Linked DNA regions of Homo sapiens: region 2 is linked to region 1. Evidence: chromatin loops called from intact Hi-C (ENCODE). Cell type or tissue: IMR-90. All regions are shown on one strand. Links, peaks and the distances in the headings refer to the core of each region. The heading gives the core; the rest is flanking DNA.

Region 1 (2,912 bases), core at 217-2,716:
TTACCTCGGTCTGGGTCCAACCCTCAGTGCTCATCCTTAAGGGCTCCTGGGAACTGACAGCTCCCTCCCTTCATCATCACCTCCCACTGACCTGCTGTCTCACTGAGCCCAAGCAACCTGATCTTCCTCCTACCCCTGGATGCTGCCCTTGAACAGGAGCCTGGGAAAAGGGGGTCAGAGGGGGGAGGGCCTGCCGGCATGCCATCTTTACACTTCATATGACAGACACAACCGAGGTGTGCCAAATCACATGGTAAGATGGTAGCAGTTCTATGGGATTTCTGCTGGCCAGTGCTTTTCAAACCACACAGGCTCCAGGAGTGGTTCTTAATCTCTGGGGTCAAAGATTGCTGTTTAGGAAATCATGATGAAAACCAAGGTCCTTTTTCCCAGAAAAATACACATGGACCATGACCCCTGGCCACCAAATTGAAAATATCAAATTCAGACAGACACCCAGAAAAGGCAATAGAATATAGTGATTCTGGGTGCTGCCTCTGGAATCTGATTGTGTGGATTCAATCCCACCTTTGTCTCCTACTAGCTCTGAGACTTTGGGACAGTTAACTTCTCTGAGCCTCAATTTCTTAACTGTAAAGTAAGGACAGTAATTATCCACTTCCTGTAGTTGTTGTGAGGATTACATGAGGTAATATAGGTAAAGCTGCTTAGCATAGTGCCTGGAACATAAATGTTAGCTATATCATTATTATTATTTTGAGACCAAGTTTCGCTCTGTCACCCAGGCTGGAGTGCAGTGGCACCTCGCAGGTTCCAGTGATTCTCCTGCCTCAGCCTGGGATTACAGGCACCTGCCACCACGCCCAGCTAATTTTTGTATTATTAGTAGAGATGGGGTTCACCACGTTGGCCAGGCTGGTCTTGAACTCCTGGCCTCAAGTGATTCACCCACTTCTGCCTCCCAAAGTGCTGGGATTACAGGCGTGAGCCACTGTGCCCGGCCTAGCTATATTATAATGATAACAAGCAGACAATATGGGCAATTTCCTCCCTGCCTGGAGAACTCCTATTTACTCCTCAGAGTGCAGCTTGGATGTCCAATTCTCTGGAGACCTTCCCTGGCAGAGCTGTGTCATGTGTCACTCTATGTTCCTAAAGCACCCTGTAATAATAACTAATTTATTAGTTTGTTGAGTGCTTACCATATGCCCAGACAGTTCTAAGCACTTTATAAGTGTTTAGCTCATTTAATTCTTCCTCCTCCATCTTTTTTTCTCATTCAATAACTTTGGTATAGCTCATTTAATTCTTATTAGAGCCTGGAGGAGGATACTATTATTAGCTTATTTAATTCTTATAAGAGCCCGGAGGAAGGTACTATTATCATTGTCTTTTGACAGATGAGAAAACTAAGGCACAGATAAGTTAAATAACTTTCTAAAATCATACAGAAGATAAAAAAAAAACCCTGGATTTGAATGCAGAAAGCACATCTTCCCAAAGCGTCCGCACACATCCCCGTTGTGTGTACCCTTCTCCCTGCTCTGGGGGTGATATCTTCTGGCCTCTTCCCCAGGCCAGGAGTGGGGTGAACCTCAATCAGTGGTGGCTCTCACGTCCTTCTGATTCCCAGGTTTTTGCACTGCCATAGGGCGCCCCCGTGAGGCGCTTCGCCCCCCACCATGTTCCAGCGCCTCTCCAGCCTCTTCTTCAGCACCCCCTCGCCCCCCGAAGACCCCGACTGCCCCCGCGCCTTCGTGTCGGAGGAGGATGAAGTGGACGGCTGGCTCATCATTGACCTGCCGGGTGAGGCCTGGGTCTGTCTCCTGGGCCTGTGAAGTCATTCTAAGGGCAGATGGCCTAGCAGCGGAGGGGAAGGGCGCTGCTGGGGGACGGGGGAGTCCCCCAAGCCTACTGGAGGTGGGGTCACGGGGCCCCTTCCCATGAAAGCCGGGGCTCTCTCCTGGCGGCCCAGGAGAGGCCCGCACGTCAGGTCCCCTAGGGCAGCAGGGCGAGACGCCTGGCCCGTGGGTGCCCCGGGGCGCTGCGGACGGGCTGCGGGTCTGACTAACGATGCCCTTTCTCTCCCCGCCCCCTTGTCCGGTGTGTGTGTGTGTGTGTGTGTGTGCCTCCTCGCTGCTCCCCTCCTCTGCACGGCTCCCATCCCGCGCCCCGTAGACAGCTACGCGGCTCCACCCAGCCCCGGGGCCGCCCCTGCCCCCGCGGGCCGCCCTCCGCCCGCGCCCTCCTTGATGGACGAGAGCTGGTTTGTTACCCCTCCCGCCTGTTTTACGGCAGAGGGGCCTGGACTCGGTCCCGCCCGCCTCCAGAGCAGTCCCCTGGAGGACCTCCTCATCGAGCACCCCAGCATGTCCGTTTACGTCACCGGCAGCACCATAGTGCTAGAGCCCGGGTCCCCTTCCCCGCTCCCGGACGCGGCCCTGCCTGACGGCGACCTCAGCGAAGGGTGAGCGGGCCGGGGGCGGAGCCTGGAGGCCCAGGGAGACGGATCTTGGAGGCCAGGGTCCAGGCTAGGAGGCTGGGGTAGTGGGGCCAGGAGCCCGCCCCGCGCTCGAGGGGGTAGCGGCCTTGGGAGGGTTGCCTTTGAGACAAAGTGGGGGGCCGGTGGGCCTCCGGGCGAGGCTAGAAGCGGGCCTGAGGACGGAGGGGCGGGGCTTGAGAGGGAGGGGCGTGGCCAAGAGGCTGGGGCCGGGGTTGGAGGCTTGAGGAGCGTGGCTGGAGCGCCTAGGGAGTGGGACTTAAACAGAAAGGCAAGGGTGGAATAGGGGGTGGGGGTCCAGTCTCCCCCGAGGTCCAGTTTACCTGTTAAGGGCTAGAACCGAGGAGGCACCTCCGGGTTGGTACCCACAAGAAGGGCGTCGGGCACCCCAATCTGAACAGACACAGAACTGAGCCGAAGCAAGGGTGGGAGATGGCAGCGCCCTCTAGAC
Region 2 (2,912 bases), core at 214-2,713, 61 kb after region 1:
CACAGGTCATGTCACACAACAGGAAGTCAATAAATGTTTGCTGCATGGCTCAGTGTTCATCAACCTTTAAGCACGAGACCAAAAGATTGCAAAGATGCTTCATGCTGTGACCTCTAGCCTCCGGGAAGGACTCATGTCTAGCTTTCCTGATTCAGCAAATAGAGATGTTAAGTATGCCATGAACCCCCACCTATCTTGCAGGGCTCAAATGATCAAATAAGCCAAAAAAGGAAACTAGTAAAATGTCATACAATTGAGTGGGAGGTCTTACCTGGACCACTTGCCATAGGAAATCCCGCCTCCATCCTAACTGAATTTCCAGCTCCCATGGGTCCATTCATTCTCACATCTTGGCTTCGGTTCTGAGCCAAAGCCAGGTTAATAGCACCTTCCCCTGAAAATGAGTCAAGTGATAAAAAGGAAATCATTAGAATAAAATGCAAATTTTGTTTATAGACAGCTATATAAGTGCTTTAGTTTTCTGTGCTTTTGAAGAATTATGGTTAGTTTACCACCAGAAAAATGGTGGGTTCAATGTAGATGGGTCTTTCTTCAACCCATCTAAGCAGGTTTCATGAAGCACAAGGAGATATAACCAATTCTTACTTGTAATAGGGAAGCAGGGTGACCATGAATGATGCTTAGTATCAACAGAGATCCTGGAACTCTGAATATTTATTTTCAACCATCTTACCAATTGTGTGTGTGTGTGGGGTGTGTGTGTGTGTAATGGAAGAAAATGTTCTCAAAAACTCTCAAAATCCTAGACTTCCTTTTGGTAATTTATGATCAGAAGGTAGACACTAAATATAAGTAGGTTTAAAGAAGAAAGAACCTATACTGGTGTGGGGACACTAACACTTGTGAACAAAATACCAATTCCATTCAATAACTGCAATATAAACATATTTCCAGCAGGAAAAAAATCATGCAATGAAGAGGAGATAGGTTGCTACAAATCTACTTTCTGAGACACCTAATGACAGGACCAATACTTTTATAGGTTTTTGTTTTCTGAGATGGGGTCTCACTTTGTCACCCAGGCTGCAGTGCAGTGGCACAGTCATATAGCTCACCACTACCTTAAATTCCTGGGCCCAAGGGGTCCTGCTGCCTCAGCCTCCTGAGTTGCTGGGACCACAGGCGCACATCACTATGTCCGGCTACGTATAGGATTTTTTTTTTTTTTGAGATGGAGTCTTGCTCTGTCACTCAGGCTAGAGTGCAGTGGTGTGATCTTGGCTCACTGCAACCTTCATCTCCTGGGTTCAAGGGATTCTCCTACCTCAGCCTTCCGAGTAGCTGGGATTACAGGCGCCCACCACCACGCCCAGCTAATTTTTGCATTTTTAGTAGAGACGGGGTTTCACCACGTTGGCCAGGCTGGTCTCGAACTCCTGACCTCACGTGATCCACCCACCTCGGCCTCCCAAAGTGCTAGGATTACAGGCGTGAGCCACGGTGCCCAGCCTGCATAGGATTTTTAATTTTACCTTATTTGAGCTTCACAGTACCCTCATAGGTAATGTTACTAGAAGTGTTCCAATTAAGTAGACTCTAAACTTAGAGGCAACTTAAATCTTACTTGGTCCAATGATAAAAACGTCTCTGAAACAAGCAACAGAATGTTTCTTGCACTTAATCCAAAATTTTGACTATTGTTATTGTAAGAGAGCACCACCTTGTGGAGAGTTAAAATATAGCTAGTCTGTGGCTGCTGAGCTGAAAGGCTGCACTCACCCAAGTCCTTCTAAACTGTAGGGTTCTGATTCACAGGGTCTGATGGTAAAACAGAAAGTTAATGAGGTATGGCAGTTTCCTCTGTTCTGTCACTGATCTAGGTCAGCCTTCCTTTTTTTTTTTTTTGAGATGGAGTCTCGCTCTGTCGCCAGGCTGAAGCGCAGTGGTGCAATCTCGGCTCACTGCCATCTCCACCTCCCAGGTTCAAGCGATTCTCCTGCCTCAGCCTCCCGAGTAGCTGGGATTACAGGCACGTGCCAATACAAGCAGCTAATTTTTGTATTTTTAGTAGAGACGGGGTTTCACCATGTTTACCAGGATGGTCTCGATCTTTTGACCTTGTGATCCGCCCAAAGTGCTGGGATTACAGGCGTGAGCCACCATGCCTGGCTAGGTCAGCTTTCTATGTCTATTTTAACCAGGGAGGTTCACTGGTCACAGGGAACAAACAGCCTACCAAAAAGGAAGCAATCACTGGGAGCTACCAGATGCTATAGCTTGCCTCTAGAAGTCAGGCGTAAAAAGAGAAACAGAATACAGGTCATGAGGGTTTCCATTAAAGGAAGGGAACTATTAATATACAAAATTTGTTAAGACATTCTAAGTAGAAAGAATATTGTTCTGGAAAAGGACATCAGTTCGTATCATTCCTTAAAAACAGTTCCATTGCTTCCCACTAGTTTAGAAATAAAGGCCAAACTTCTTTTTTTTTTTTTGAATCGGAGTGTCTCACTGTTGCCTGGGCTGCAGTGCAATGGCGCGATCTCGGATCACTGTAACGTCTGCCTCCGGGTTCAAGCGATTCTCCTACCTCAGCCTCCCGAGTAGCTGGGATTACAGGTGCTTGCCACCACGCCCGGCTAATTTTTGTATTTTTAGTAGAAACGGGGTTTCACCATGTTGGCCAGACTGGTCTCGAATTCCTGACCTCAGACAATCCGCCTGTCTTGGCCTCCCAAAGTGCTGGGATTACAGGCATGAGCCACCGTGCCAGGCCAGGCCAAACTTCTTAGCCTATACAAGGCCTTAAATTATCTACCTAGCCAAGTGTTGTTCAACAGAAATATAATATGAGCCACATATGCAATTTAAAATTTTCTAGAAGCCACAGTAAGAAACAGATGAAATTATCATTTATTTTACTTAATACATTCAATGTATTATTTCAACAT

What was found. Hi-C counts contacts between places; a loop is a spot of excess contacts. Peaks named below come from ENCODE experiments on the same cell type or tissue, not always from the same donor. Only the 100,000 strongest peaks of a DNase experiment are listed, where the experiment ranks them.
Region 2: a loop joins it to region 1, with 2.6 times the contacts of the local background. A loop is called at or near these places in 10 of 110 quality-filtered maps.

Annotation. Positions count from the first base shown.
Region 1 is chr20:34,707,097-34,710,008 of GRCh38, forward strand. TP53INP2 (tumor protein p53 inducible nuclear protein 2) reads left to right here. Exons shown (of 5, transcript NM_021202.3): 3 at 1,595-1,767; 4 at 2,140-2,428. The coding sequence starts at 1,644. Among named protein-coding and RNA genes, the nearest start is that of TP53INP2, 4.2 kb to the left of the region's middle. RefSeq lists silencers at 1,429-1,723, 1,823-2,382, 2,423-2,682. In IMR-90, for the core only: a CTCF peak has its summit at 1,614 (motif pointing left); no DNase peak of the experiment used is centred there; H3K4me3 peaks cover 880 bases; H3K27ac peaks cover 924 bases.
Region 2 is chr20:34,768,193-34,771,104 of GRCh38, forward strand. It overlaps NCOA6 (nuclear receptor coactivator 6), which reads right to left. Exons shown (of 15, transcript NM_014071.5): 5 at 272-394. Among named protein-coding and RNA genes, the nearest start is that of NCOA6, 56 kb to the right of the region's middle. In IMR-90, for the core only: a CTCF peak has its summit at 1,689 (motif pointing left); a DNase peak (open chromatin) is centred at 1,729; H3K27ac peaks cover 191 bases.